3 separate regions of the Homo sapiens genome follow, and regions 2 and 3 are each linked to region 1. Evidence: read pairs that join two places in POLR2A ChIA-PET (ENCODE). Cell type or tissue: HepG2. All regions are shown on one strand.

What was found. Peaks named below come from ENCODE experiments on the same cell type or tissue, not always from the same donor. Only the 100,000 strongest peaks of a DNase experiment are listed, where the experiment ranks them.
Region 2: POLR2A ChIA-PET joins it to region 1 with 6 read pairs; 18 of 35 experiments call an interaction of 5 or more read pairs at or near these places.
Region 3: POLR2A ChIA-PET joins it to region 1 with 5 read pairs; 5 of 35 experiments call an interaction of 5 or more read pairs at or near these places.

Annotation. Positions count from the first base shown.
Region 1 is chr3:138,861,090-138,866,089 of GRCh38, forward strand. No RefSeq gene overlaps it. Among named protein-coding and RNA genes, the nearest start is that of PIK3CB, 29 kb to the left of the region's middle. RefSeq lists enhancers at 1,680-2,221, 2,298-2,592. In HepG2, a CTCF peak has its summit at 2,182; DNase peaks (open chromatin) are centred at 2,082 and 2,442; H3K4me3 peaks cover 577 bases.
Region 2 is chr3:138,919,106-138,924,105 of GRCh38, forward strand. No RefSeq gene overlaps it. Among named protein-coding and RNA genes, the nearest start is that of LINC01391, 22 kb to the right of the region's middle. RefSeq lists an enhancer at 4,400-4,449. In HepG2, CTCF peaks have their summits at 406, 3,504 (motif pointing left), 4,518 (motif pointing left) and 4,899; DNase peaks (open chromatin) are centred at 2,816 and 4,516.
Region 3 is chr3:138,684,007-138,689,006 of GRCh38, forward strand. It overlaps PIK3CB (phosphatidylinositol-4,5-bisphosphate 3-kinase catalytic subunit beta), which reads right to left. Exons shown (of 24, transcript NM_006219.3): 16 at 4,869-4,968; 17 at 619-797. Among named protein-coding and RNA genes, the nearest start is that of FAIM, 78 kb to the left of the region's middle. In HepG2, no CTCF peak of the experiment used is centred here; DNase peaks (open chromatin) are centred at 2,955 and 4,985.

The DNA of each region.
Region 1 (5,000 bases):
GCTGATGCCCAAACTTGGAGCTGGATGCTTTCCCCTAAAACCCCTAAGAAGGGAGAAGTCAGGGAAGAAGTGTAAGGAAGCCCAGCCCAGCCCCAGCCTTTGGATGCTGTGAATAAAAGGACCAGCTCTTACCAGGACACTTCAGGTTTCTTGCAAATCTCTAACTTCCTTAAAGCTAGCTATTTTCATTACTCCTTATTTCCCTGCAGCTCAACTATTAAAAGGAATAGGAGCTGTACATGGTGGCTCACACCTGTAATCCCAGTTACTCCAGAGTCTGAGGTGGGAGGATCGCTTGAGCCCAGGAGTTCAAGGCTGCGATAAGCTATGATCACGCCACTGCACTCCGGCCTGGGAGCAGAGTGAGACTGTGTGTCTAAAATAATAATAATAAATAAATAAAATGAATAAGGTTTAAGCACAGAAAGAAGGAAGTGCAAAGGGGGTTGGTAATTTATTCAAAAGCTGGTCTGGGGAGGAGGAGCTGCCCTTGATGGTATAGGGGGTATGTTGGCTGTGAGGCCTTTGGCAGCACCCTGGGGAGCCTGTGAGGAGAGAGAGGGTTCACAGGCTCCATCCCAGTTGAGAGGTGAAAGCTGGATGGGGCCACAGTGTGGGTGAGAGCTCTGACATGGACAGCTCAGAGTAGCACCTCAGGGAATACTTGGATTTTTTTTTTTTTTTTAACTGTTTTGCTTTGTAGTCAGAGAGGTATAGGACCAGATTGCTGTGGGAAGAGGGAACTGTAGGAAGTAGTTCTGCCCCTGCCCCCACCCCCAGGCTCCCACAGTTCTCTCTGCTACCTCTGCCATCACTGTACACTCATTGCCTGTTCTATCTTGGTATCCCCCACCAGACCGTGAGTGTCCCGGGAGCAGGCACTGTGTCTGATTCACCTCCTTCTGCCTCACAATGTGGCCCAGCATGGGGCTTGACACTTGGAAGTTTCTCAAAGAGTTACTTGTTGAATGAATGAACAAATGAATGCTTTCTCTGAACTGCCCTGAACTCTAGATGAGATTTACAAAGAAGGGAAGCCCTGCTTACAGTTCTCTGCTCCTTATACCCGCTTCCTAAAGGCGTTCGTGTGCCTCTAGGACTCAAGGAGGCTCCCGCCTCAGCCTCCCCAGCAGCTGGGACTACAGAGGCACCCCACTGTGCCTGACTTCATTTATATACATTTTCCCGGTGATTTTCTGGAGTCTATATCCTTCATCAGATTTTCCAAGGGGTGTCTGTCCCCTCAAAAGAATGATTGTCATTATTTGAAAGACTAGTTCCAGACAGATATTTTATACAAATTTTCCCAGCATTGACATCCCTGAACCAAACTGTTTTTCTTCCCAACATTACTGTTTTCTTCCTTTCTGTCGAGTTTGTTGTTTTGTAATATCAGAATCTCCAGCTCACCTGAGTAAATGGTAACAAGGTGCCACCACCTTTGAATTCTCCCAGAATCCACCCCACCCTCCGTCAGAGCCACTGCCAAGGCACTCTTACTGATTTCTCCCACACTGCTGGCTCATTGCAAGTGGGAAGACAGCATGTGGAGTGGGTGTGCGGCTTATTAAAGTGAGAACTCAGGGTCAGGGCAGAACCAGGAAGAGAGCAGTGAGATATCCTGCTACCTAATCCAATTCTCCTTTTTGTGCATTTAGCACCCTCCCCTCCGCCTGCATAACAATGGAAGGAAAGAGGAAGTGGGAAAAAAGAAAGTCATGTAATTGAGTTAGAAGAGGTAATGACCAAGACCCTGGAGCAGAGGGAAAGCGGGTTACAAAAGGTGGGTTAAAGAAATCACAAGAGTATGAAGAGCTGGGAAATTACTAACAAATATTTGCTTGTGTGGGAAAGCAAAAAAGTAAAAACTTCAGTGCTGAATTGGGGCGCTGAGCCACCAGGGAAATTTGAGATTGGCATCAAGGACCGTGTTGAAGCAGGGTGGGCGGAGAAGGAGGGAAAACTACCAGCCAGCTGAGATTTTGCAGCTAGGCTGTGGCCTGATACCGAGTATCGATGCCGCAAGGGAGGGATGAGTCAGTCCTAGCACGTCCAAGTTTAGAATAATAGACTGTTTGCCACTGGGAAGGCAAACACCTTTCCTGTGAGAGGGCTTGCTGACAGTTCCAATGTCCAAAGTCCAATGCCGACCCAGAAAACTGAGGAGGCCCTGGCCCCTGCAGGAAGGGCTCATTTACATGGAGACTGAGTAAAGTGCTGTCTTAAACCCTCCTTCCTTCCCCCACTGGGAGGTTTCAGCCAGATATGCCACCCTTTGTAGGATTTCATAGGGTTGTCTAAAGCCAGGGTTGGCACAGAGCAGAAGCCACAGGGCTAAGTACCAGATTATAATTGTCAATGTCACACCTTACTGCAGAAGCCAGGGAAGGGAGCTAGGAAACTGAAGAGCTTTCTTGGTTATGGGCGGGGCTGTAAATGCAGAGTGTGCCCTGGTGACTCATGGGAGACAGTGAGAAACACTGTGGGGATCTGGTCAACCGGGTACTGATTCCTTTGAGGAAGGTATACTCCACATGCCAACCTGATACTCATGGCTAGTGAAGAGATGGCAGGATTGGGTTGCATCAGCCAGCCTAACTCGACTTGGAAACACAGAAAATAACCCAGAGCAGGTCTCAAGCACTGTGTAACTTTATTAGTTCATAGTGGCTGAACAGCCATGTTTAGGGCCTCTCAGAAGAAAGAGTTTCATCTTTGGGAAGAAATTTGTGTTGGGTGATTTTGTTCATATAATTTTGTGTTTTTTGTTTTGTTTTGGTGTTTGAGACAGGGCCTCACTCTCTCACACAGGCTGGAGTGCAGTGGCACCATCTTAGCTCACTGCAACCTCTACCTTCCTGCCTCAAGCGATCCTCCTACTTCAGCCTCCTGCATAGCTGGGACTACAGGCACGTATCACTCAACCCAGCTAATTTTTTTTTTTTCGAGATGCAGTCTTGCTCTGTCACCCAGGCTGGAGAGCAATGGCACTATCTTGGCTCACTGTAACCCCCGCCTCCCAGTCTCTGCCTCCTGAGTAGCTGGGATTACAGGCTCCTGCCACCACCCCCGGCTCAGCTAATTATTTCTTTCTTTCTTTTTTCTGAGATGAAGTTTCACTCTTGTTGCCCAGGCTGGAGTGCAATGGCACGATCTCAGCTCACTGCAATGTCTGCTTCTGGGGTTCAAGCAATTCTCCTGCCTCAGCCTCTCTAGTAGCTGGGATTACAGGCATCCGCCACCATGCCCAGCTAATTTTTTGTATTTTTAGTAGAGATGGGGTTTCTCCATGTTGGTCAGGCTGATCTCCAACTCCCGACCTCAGGCGATCTGCCCGCCTTGGCCTCCCAAAGTGCTGGGATTACAGGCGTGAGCCACTGCGCCCGGCCTGGCTCGGCTAATTTGCATATTTTTAGTAGAGATGGGTTTTCACCATGTTGGTCAGACTGGTCTTGAACTCCTGACCTCAAGTGATCCGCTCTCCTCGGCCTCCCAAAGTACTGGGATTACAAGCGAGAGCCACGGCGCCCCAGCCTGGCTAATTTTTAAAGGTTTTTGTAGAGATGGGATCTCCCTGTGTTCTCCAGGCTGGTCCCCAACTCCTGGGCTCAAGCAATCCTCCCACTTCAGGCTCCCAAAGTGCTGGAATTACAGGAATGAGCCACTGTGCCTGGCTTTATTTTCCTTACTGTTTAAACAACTTTTCTCTGCAATATATTTTTTCCTGTGCTGGTAGTTGGGACCATGGTAAGTCTTGCCTAGCCAAGAGGTCTCTTTGCCTGAATTTCATCACAGGTAAAGAGAAGGCTGTGAGTTCTCTTTTGTATAAACAGCAATGCTACTTTCCTTCTATATGTGCATACCATTTTTTTTTTTTTTTTTTTTGAGACGGAGTCTGGCTCTGTCACCCAGACTGGAGTGCAGTGGCGCGATCTTGGCTCACCGCAACCTCCACCTCCTGGGTTCAAGCGATTCTGCTGCCTCAGCCTCCTGAGTAGCTGGGTTACAGGTGCCCACCACCATGCCTGGCTAATTTTTGTATTTTAGTAGAGACAGGGTTTCACCATGTTGGCCAGGCTGGTCTTGAACTCCTGACATCAGGTGATCTGCCTGCCTTGGCTTCCCAAAGTGCTGGGATTGTGCACACCTATTTTAACAAAATAGAAATAACATCAAACTAGCCCCAAATGTAGTGCTGTAAACTACAACTATTTAACTTGCCATTCTGTGTCGGCATCAATTTGGGCTGGGCTCAACTGGGCATTTCTTTTGCCATTATAAACTAAGGTCATTCTGCTGTCTTCTGGTGCTGGATATGGAGTGGGTGGTGTTCAGCATACTATCTGGGCAGCTGGGTACCAAAAACAGGAAGAGGGCTGGGCACAGTGGCTTAGAACTGTAATCCAAGCACTTTGGGAGACTGAGGCAGGAGGATTGCTTGAGCCCAGGAGTTGGAGACCAGCCTAGGCAACATGGTGAAACCCCATTCCCACAAAAAAAAAAAAAAGAGAAAAGAAATGAAATGAAAATAATTAGCATGGTGGCATGTGCCTGTAGTCCCAGCTACTCAGGAAGCTGAGGCAGGAAGATTGCTTGAGGCCAGGAGTTTGAGGCTGCAGTGAGCTGTGATCCTGCCACTGCATTCCAGCCTGGGCAATAGAACAAGACCCTATCTCGAAAAATTTAAAAAATAGGCCAGGTACAGTAGCTTACACCTATAATCCCAGCACTTTGGGAGGCCGAGATGGGAGGTCACTTGAGGTCAGGAATTTGAGACTAACCTGGCCAACATGGTGAAACTTGTTGAAACATGTCTCTACTAAAAATACAAAATAATTACCTGGGCATGGTGGTGCATGCCTATAATCCCAGCTACCTGGGAGGCTGAGGCACAAGTATTGCTTGAACCTTGGAGGCAGAGGTTGCAGTGAGCCTAGATCATGCCACTGCACTCCAGCCTGGGTGACAGAACAAGACTCTGTCTCAAAAAAACAAACAAA
Region 2 (5,000 bases), 58 kb after region 1:
AACCACACAGACTTGTCAATTGTTGATTTGGCACATCAGGACATTATTAGCAAAGCCAAATTCTATTATCAATTCAGAAAAGAAGGGATATTTTAATACCAAGAGCTTCTAAATGTAAGCTTCTCTCATTTCACCAAGGACTGGTAGAATAGGTAAGGATCTGCTGGTAGACCTGGCTGGTTCCCTTCACAGTTGGGTTGCTGCCTCGAGTACTCAAGGCCTCGACAACAAAGGGAGGGATATTCATTGTGGTTGTGAGTCTCTCAAAATACAGGCTTCACAGTGTCAAACCCAGTGTTTCACCTGCCCAGCCTGTTGCTGGTCGCCATCTCTGGGCTCTGGCACCTTTGGGACAAGTTTCTGTCGTTGCACTTCCCACGTTGTTTCATGGGCTTTACTGCCCCCCTCAGTGGCTTGCTGGCTAAAGACAGGAACCACATTAGATCTGACTGCTGGCTGCCCAACACTCAGCAAGTGCTCACCAAATGCCTGTTGCCCACATGAATTAAACTCAGTTTCACTCTTTTGTATCTCCAAATAATGAAAGAAATACTCACTGTACACTGCTTGAAAAATGAGAGGGGAAATGGCCAATTTCATGCTGAGAAAGGAAATATATTTGCTAGTTTTTCCCACAGGCTATTTTATAGCTACTTGATTTCATTTAGGTTGTGGTTATTTTCTGCTGGGCAATCTTTACTCCAAAGAGATGAGGGACCCATGCTTTGCATTGTCCCACCTTCTATAACCATGGTTCTCAGCCTTGCTGCACATTAGAAGCACCTGGGAGAGCTTAAAATACTGATGCTCAGGGGCCCACCTCTGACCAGCTCAATCAGACTCTCTGGGGGTAGGGTCTGAACATTGGTTTTTGTTTGTTGGTTTGCTTCATCTCTGAGAAAAACTCAGTGATGAGTTTTTCTCAGTGATTGTAATGTGCGTCAGTGGCTGAGAACCTGTGGCCTAGACACACTTTTTGGGCTCTTGCAACCGAGTGAGAGCCAGTGGTGAGATGGGGGAAGTCATGGACAAGGAAGGAGGGGAGACTGGAATTCCAGATATAGTCCGCAACTTCCCGTGGACTTGGACTTAAGCCCTTGGTTTTATCTTCTGTAAGATGGGGATAATGACGGCTGTCTCAAAATGCTGTTGAGATGATCTGAATGCCTGGCACAGAGGAATGCTTGTGATGGTTTCATGTGTCAATTAGGATAAGCTATGGTATCCAGATTTTTGGTCAAACAAGTAGCCTAAATGTTACTGTGAAGGTTTTTTTTTTTTTTTTTTTTTTTTTTTTTGGAGATGGAGTTTTGCTCTTGTTGCCCAGGCTGGAGTGCAATGGCGCGATCTCAGCTCACTGCAACCTCCGCCTCCCAGGTTCAAGTGATTCTCCTGCCTCAGGCTCCCCAGTAGCTGGGATTACAGGCTCCCGCCACCATGCCCTGTTAATTTTCTTTTTTTTTTTTTTTGAGACGGAGTCTCGCTCAGGCTGGAGTGCAGTGGCACGATCTAGGCTCACTACAACCTCCGCCTCCCGGGTTTTCTTACGCCATTCTCCTGCCTCAGCCTCCCGAGTAGCTGGGACTATAGGCGCTCGCCACCACGCCTGGCTAATTTTTTGTATTTTCAGTAGAGGCGGGGTTTCACTGTGTTAGCCAGGATGGTCTCGATCTCCTGACCTTGTGATCCGCCCGCCTGCGCCTCCCAAAGTGCCGGGATTACAGGCATGAGCCACCGCGCCCGACCTTAATTTTTGTATTTTTAGTGGAGACGGGGTTTTGTCATGTTGGCCAGGCTGGTCTTGAACTCCTGACCTCAGGTGATCCACCCGCCTCAGCCTCCCAAAGTGCTGGGATTACAGGCGTGAGCTACTGTACCTGGCTGGTATTTTTTTAAAGCTATGATTAACACTTAAATCAGTAGATTTTATTTTTTATTTTAATTTTTTAATTTTATTTTTTATTTTTATTTTTCGGGACAGAATCTCACTCTGTTGCCCAGGCTGGAGTGCAGTGGAGCAATCTCGGCTCACCCACCAGCTTCCGGGTTCAAGCAATTCTCCTGCCTCACCCTCCCGAGTAGCTGGGATCACAGGCACGCACCACCACACCCAGCTAATTTTTTTTTTTTTTTTTTTTTTTTTTGTATTTTCAGGAGAGATGGAGTTTCGCCATGTTGCCCAGGCTGGTCTTGAAATCCTGACCTCAATTGATGCCCCTCCTCAGCTTCCCAAAGTGCTGGGATTACAGGGGTGAGCCACTGTGCCTGGCCTTAAATCAGTAGACTTTGAGTAAAGCAGATTACCCTCCTTAATAGAAAAGACTGATGTCCCTGAAGAGGTAGGAGTTTTGCTTCCAGACTGCCTTTGGACTCAGGATTGCAGTGTGGGCCCTTGCCGGAGTTTCCTGTTTGTTCGCATGCCTTATAGGTTTTGGATTTTGGCCATCTTGTCGGAAGGAAAAAAATAAGATTTTGGATTTACCAGTCCCTGCAATCGCAGGAGTTAATTCCTTAAAATAAGCCCTTCTCCAACTCCTATTGTTTCTGTTTCTTTGGAGAATGCTGATGAATACAATGCTCAATAAATGATTGCTACTGTTGTTACCATCTAACTCAGTAGTGGCTAGGGCTGGTTTGGGGCAATAAGTAAGACTGAAGCTTTATGGGTCAGGGCAATAGGCATTATCCCAAGGAAATGACAGTGATGAGCTCTCACTATTGAATTCCAGAGTGTGAAGTCCAGATGTGAAGATAAACGCAGGGTGCAGAAATCTTTTCCTTTTCCTCATCTGGAATGTGGAGATTTTCATCAGGAGAGAGGGCCTGCAGCACAGGGTACAGAGCTCCAGACTTGTGGTCAGGAGGCCTGGCTTTGGCTCCTGGCTGAGTCACCAGTTCACTATGCCACCTTGGGCAAGGCCCCAGCCTATTTTATTTTATTTTATTTTGTTTTTTGGCTCCCTGAGGGGGTTGAGCTGGATGATGCGTGAAGTGCTTTCCATCTCGCTGGGGTTTGGTTTCTGCTTCTTAAGTGGTTCCAAGTTGGGCCGCTTGTATTTATGCTCAGGAGAGAGGTCACATGGCTGAATTGTGGCTGTCCTATCCAGGGCTTGAGAAAATGCCACAGACCTTACCCCATGTACTCTGAGATAGAGAGTCCAGGACATGGAGAAGCTGGGCTCCTGCATGTCTCTGCTACTGGGATTCCCTTCCCAAGTCCCCTCAGACACACCAGGCCCTTTCCTGACAGCTTGCCCTGGAGAGGGCAGAGACCACATATAGAGCAGTGGTCCCCAACCTTTTTGACACCAGGGACCAGTTTCACGGAAGACAATTTTTCATGGGGGTGGGGGGTGGTTTTGGGATGATTCAAGTGCATTACATTTATTGTGCACTTTATTCCTATTATTATTACATTGCAATATATAATGAAATAATTATACGACTCACCGTGATGTAGAATCAGTGGGAGCCCTGAGGTTGTTTTGCTGTAACTAGACGGTCCCATCTAGTGGTGATGGGATACAGTGACAGATCATCAGGCATTGATTCTCATAAGGAGTGGGCAACTTAGATCCCTCACATGCACAGTTCACAATAGGGTTCGCACTCCTATGAGAATCTAATGCTGCCACTGATCTGACAGGAGGTTGAGCTCAGGTGGTAATTCGGAGCAGCTGTAAATACAGATGAAACTTCACTGGCTAACCTGCCACACTTACCTCCTGCTGTGCGGCCCGGTTCCTAACAGGCCATGGACTCGTACCAGTTGGTGGCCCGGGGATTGGGGACCCCTGATATAGAAAATTTATTATTTACCCCTGATATAGAGAATTTACTATTGCTTTACAAACTCAAGTGTGAAACAAACAGCATTAGTTGTGGTCCCCTTTTTCATTTATTTATTTTTTAGAGACAGGCTCTTGCTCTGTTGCCCAGGCTGGAGTAGGGTGGCACAATCGTAGCTCACTGTAGCCTCGACCTCCTGGGCTCAAGTAATCCTTCTGCCTCAGCCTCCCAAATAGCTGGGACTACAGATGTGTGCCACCAAGCCCAGCTACGTGGCCTTCTTTAAATGATCCAATTTCTGACTCTAAGCCCCCATCCTGCCTATTGTCAGGGGTCTTGGGACGTCAGTCTTCGGATATTATTACCACGTTATTTGCTCCCAGGGCTGCATGTCCTTGGGGCCTGGCGTCTCTTCAATTTCATGCCATGCTGGTGTGCCTGGGTCACAGGTACAGCCTATGATCATCTCCTCTGAGCACCTGCCATCTTCCCAGGGCATCTTCAGGAAAAATTATTGAAACTAGGAACTATTGAGCTTCTCTTGTCTGTGGGTGCTAGGGGCCCCCAGCCCTAACCCAGGCATCAGCAGCTTCAGTTTCCATCTACAGAATGCAAGATCTCAGCTCACTGCAAAACTGCCCTTCCTCTGGGTGCTTCCAGGAGTCCACAGGGGATGTTTCTTGAGTAACAAGCTTTTCTCTCACCTACTTCCACTTTGGACCACACTGCCCCCTTGTGGAGGGTGGTGACTCTGCCATTGCTTTATACGCCTGTGATGGCTGTGAGTTACGTTCTTGCCCAGGGTGCATCTGACAGCCACTCAAAGCTGCAGTCCTCGAGGATCCAGAGGGTCCACACAGTTGTGTGGTCCCTCGCAGCCAGGCTGTCACCCCAGCACTCCTCCCCTGATCTGAGTTGCACCTTGTGACCTGGGCATGGAGGCAGTGCTGCCTGTGGTCCTGGGACTCTTGGGATCCTTCTTGAGGAGGACTCTTCTGCCTCAGCCTGTGGCTTTTTTCTCCGTAACACAGGCCCAGTGTATTAGGAGTCTTCCAATTGCAGATGACGGAAACTCAGCTTAAGTTGTTTACAATTCCAATAAATAAATAAATAAATAAAAAGAAAGAAAGAAAGTGTATTGGTTTGTCACTGAAAACTCATGGCAAGTCTTCAGGTATAACTGGATCCAGGAGCTTGAACAGCGTGGTCAG
Region 3 (5,000 bases), 180 kb before region 1:
TTGGCCCTTCTCACCTTCTCCACTTAACATTCCTTCTCTCGTTTCCTTTTATTTGCTTAACTTTACATTATTACATTTAGTGAATAAAAAATTAGAACAAATCATTGGATTAAAATTAGAACTATTTTGAGACCATTCTTGATTTCTTAACAAGGGATTCATTTGAATACTGATAATATACTGAATACAGACTATTATTTTCCATTATTACTTTTGTAGGGAATGAGAAAGTGAGAAATAAGTTGCCAAATTCACTCAAGACAAGATCTTATTTTAAAATAGGAAAATCAATCAGTAAATAATTTACTACAGTTTGCAACATTTTGCTTATTAGGATTGTCAACTCTTAAAAATCAGTAATATAGAAAATAAATTTAATTACATATAATTGAAATATAAATTCATTTGTAATAACTTTCACTAAATCCACTGGTAAGTTTAGCTGATAAGCATACATCCTATTGAATATAAGCATAGCCTCGGAGAACTTTTAAGATTTTCCTTCCTTAATTATATTCTACTTCCTGAGGCTGACAGCTGGCCCTACTACTCCCATAAGGCAGTGACTTTCTGCTTGCTATTCATAGGAGATTCACTGCGCAAAGCACAGTCACTTACTAGAGTTCTGAGAGGATAACACATGGGTTCAGGGGTGACTGCAGGTCAGAGAGGGCTTCCCGGTAAGCACTCTGTTTTAAACAGGTATGCATGGCCTCCTTCCCTTTGGCTCTGTTTAACTTCACGGCATTCAGTTTGATTAAACTATTTAAAGTTTTTAACTTATTGAGTGCTTCAACCTGAAAAATAAGTTCCCCACACCAAAAATTCATTTGACTAAAAGTAATATAATATCATGTGATCATATCAATCAATAACACCTGCTCCCAACATATACACATAACCATAAACACACATAACCAGCTGAAGTAAAAATAGTGTCTGACTTACGAAAAGCATTTTACATACAATAAACTTATTTTTAACAGTTGTTATAGCATCATTTTCAAACTTTCTTTAAACCTTTTCTTAAACAAAATCTTACAAATTCGAGAAAAGCAGACTTAGATTATGGGTACTTAAGATAAATGTGGGCCAGGTGCGCACTATGGGTACTTAAGAAGATAAATGTGGCCCAGCACTTTGGGAGGCTGAGGCAGCTGGATCACTTGAGGTCAGGAGTTTGAGACTAGCCTGGGCAACATGGCGAAACCCTATCTCTACAAAAAGAAATACAAAAATTTGCTGGGCATGGTGGCACTTGCCTGTAATCCCAGCTACTTGGGAGGCTGAGGCATAAGAATCGCTTTAACCTTGGAGGTGGAGGTTGCAGTGAGCCAAGATTAAGCCACTGCAGCACTCCAGCCTGGGTAAGAGAGTGAGAAACTGTCTCAAAAAAAAAAAAAAAAAAAAAAAAAAAGAAAGAAAGAAAGAAGATAAATATGAAACTTAAACTACTCAAAATTCTGCAATTCATTGTATAGTAGAATTTGAGACATCACTAACCTAAACCAGTCCATTTGGCCAACTTCCTAGTATTAGAGAAAAACCTATGTAGAAGTAACTCTGAGGTTCTTGCTATTCAACCTTAATATCTACTTCTTGTCATCACTCTTGTATGATATCTCAATATATTCTATTTCCATTAACAGCATAGCTAGAACGAATTATTTTATAATAAAGTGTGAATATAGACATGCTATTTGTTATTCAAATCTAAATTACTTGTTTTTATAATAACTATGGCTATCAAAACTTATGCAAGTAAAAAAAAAAACTTATGCAAGTAGTACAAGGTGTATCAACAATGGCCAACTAAATCAAAACCATTATGTTTAAAATTCAACTTTAGGCTGGGTGTGATGGCTCACGTCTGTAATCCCAGCACTTTGGGAAACTGAGGCAAGTGGATGAGTTGAGGCCAGGAGTTCAAGACCAGCCTGGCCAACATGGAGAAACCCCCTATCTACTAAAAATACAAAAATTAGCCAGACACGGTGGTGTGCACCTGTAATCCCAGCTACTCAGGAGGCTGAGGCAGGAGAATCACTGGAACCTGGGAGCTGGAGGCTGCAGTGAGCCAAGATCGTACCACTACACTCTCCAGCCTGGGCAACACAGTGAGACTATGTCTCAAAAAATAAATAAATCAGGGTCAGGTGCAGTGGCTCATGCCTGTAATCCCAGTATTTTGGGAAGCTGAAGTGGGCGGATCACTTGAGGTCAGGAGTTCAAGACCAGCCTGGCCAATATGGTGAAACCTCCTCTCTACTAAAAATACAAAAATTAGCCAAGCGTGGTGGCGCACACCTGTAATCACAGCTACTAGGGAGGCTGAGGCAGGAGAATCACTTGAATCTGGAAGGCAGAGGTTGTAGTGAGCCAAGATCATGCCACTGTACTCCAGCCTGGGTGACAGAGTGAGACTCCATCACAAAAAATAAAATAAATAAATAAATAATAACAACAAATAAAATTCAACTTTATTATTTAATAACTGAGGGTCTTTTATGTCACAGTACATAAAATTCATAACAACTTCAGCCACGCATAAAGAAGGAGCAGCTTATTTTACAAGTATATCATTAAAACTGGAAAAAACAAATGTTAAAAATAGAATTAAAAAGTATACCGTAACAAGCATATAAAATATGTCTATCACAAATATAAACAATGTGGCTTGAAATTCCATGAACAAGAGATTTAATTTATAACATGTTTTCATTTTTAAATTCTGCTTCTATGCAAGGAAACCACTAAGACTATGTAGGGAGATGAATTCAAGCATGCAGTTTCCACAGAGGCTGAGACCTTGCTCACAGGAAACTAGGAAGGACCTATGCAGCTTGATGATAAAATTGAGATGGCTGAAACTTACCAAGTTAGCCATCTGTTAAAACCACAGATCACTCTACTTCTCAACAGTTTCAGGAGCTGTACAAACACTGGTGACAAGGCAACCAGATAAAAACTGGGCTAAGCAAACAGGAACTTTTTACAAGTATGTGAAATTTGAAACTTCTTCCATGTCTGTACAGTTGAAAGTTTTCATGCTCCATCTCTAATTGTGTTGATATCCACACTTCCTGGAACAGTGTCCTGAATACCCCATGGACATAAGTCTAATACTTTAAGTGTTTCAACACCTTGTCCTTTTGTAAGTTTATAGTAATAACAAGAACAGCTATGTACAGGGTAAAGTCTTCCTCTCACAATTCATCAATCAAAAAAAAAAAAAAACAGGAGTTAGAATAATTTGTTCATACATATATCATCCTTTTATTGTCTTTAACATCAAGCTGAGGCTCCCAGAAAATATGCAGTGTGGAAAATGGTTATATGATGACAATAAGCAAGTTATGACTAAGTATGGCCTAACAGGCTTTGGCAGAAAATTTGAATTTTACTCATAGTGCAATGAAAAATTATTGAAGGGATTTTAAAAGGGAAATGATGTAATACAATCTACTTCTTTTTTTGAGACAGGGTCTTGCTCTGTTGCCCAGGCTAGGGTGTAGTGGTACAATCAAATCATAGCTCACTGCAACCTCAAATTCCTGGGCTCAAGCAATCCTCCCACCTCGGCCTCTCAAGTAGCTGGGACTACAGTTGCAAGCCACCTTCTAATTTTTTCTAGAGATGGGTCTCACTATGTTGTGCAGGTTAGTCTCAAACTTCTGGGCTTAAGTGATCCTCCCACCTTAGCCTTTCAAAGTGCTGGGTTTTCAGGTGTGAGCCACTGCATCTGGCCACAGTCTACATTTTTAAAATGTCACTTTATCTTCTGTGTATAGAATGTTGGGGGAGATGTAGGAAGGGAAACACGGGGTACAATTTAGATAGTTAATGAAGAAGTCCAGTGAAAAAGAATAGTAGCTTGGACTAGGATGGTAGCCATGAACACAAGGGAAATAGGCAGAGATGTGAGATATATTTCAGGGTTCTATAAAATTCAGAGGATTAATAATATTGATTCCATGTTGTTGTTAAGAATAAATGACCCATAATAAGTGATGAATAAACATTAGCTATTATTACAATCATTAATGGGCTTTTCAAAAGTAAGGGATCAGAAAAAGTTTTTAACATCATGAAAAATCCTAAATATTAAAAACACCTAATGGAAGCCTATGAGAGTTCTTCTGGCAATGCAAATGAATTAGAAAAGAGTAGTTTAACTGGAAATTAGGAATCTGATATAAAAATAGGGTGGGGCAGCCAGGTACGGTGGCTCACACATGTAATCCCAGCACTTTGGGAGGCCGAGGCGGGCGGATCACGAGGTCAGGAGTTCAAGACCAGCTTGGCCAACACAGTGAAACCCTGTCTCTACTAAAAATACAAAATATTAGCTGGGCATGGTGGCGCATGCCTGTAGTCCCAGCTACTCGGGAGGCTGAGGCAGGAGAATCGCTTGAACCCGGGAGGCGGAGGTCGCAGTGAGCCAAGATAGTGCCATTGCACTCCAGCCTGGGCAACAGAGCGAGACTCTGTCACAAAAAAAAAAAAAAAAAAAAAGGGTGGGGCTGGGTGTGGTGGTTCACATCTGCATTTCTTAGCACTTTGGGATTAATATAGAATATATTAGGAATGCCGAGTAATTATTTTTCAGGTAGCATTCAGTTAATATTTTTGTGCTAAGTTCATTGAAACTTCATTTTTTGACTTAAATTTTGACAAAAGAATGTATTCATCAGGTTGTCTGTTACTGAGACTTCTATGAAATAATGTGGTGGGAGAAATGGCATTTGATAAAACTGATCAAACACCAAGTACCAAATTGAACATGAAGATTAAAACAAGCTGATATTCATGCTTTAAACGTTGTCTGTCAAAAAAAGAAAAAATGAATAAATAAAACAAGCTGATACCTGCTTAGAAAGCACTTTCATGTGCCCCACACTTCCCCGGCAGTATGCTTCAAGGATGACACCAAATTGTACTGAGACAGCAGGAATGTGCACTTCTGACCTGCAGAAAGTTAATGATATCTGAACAGTTTG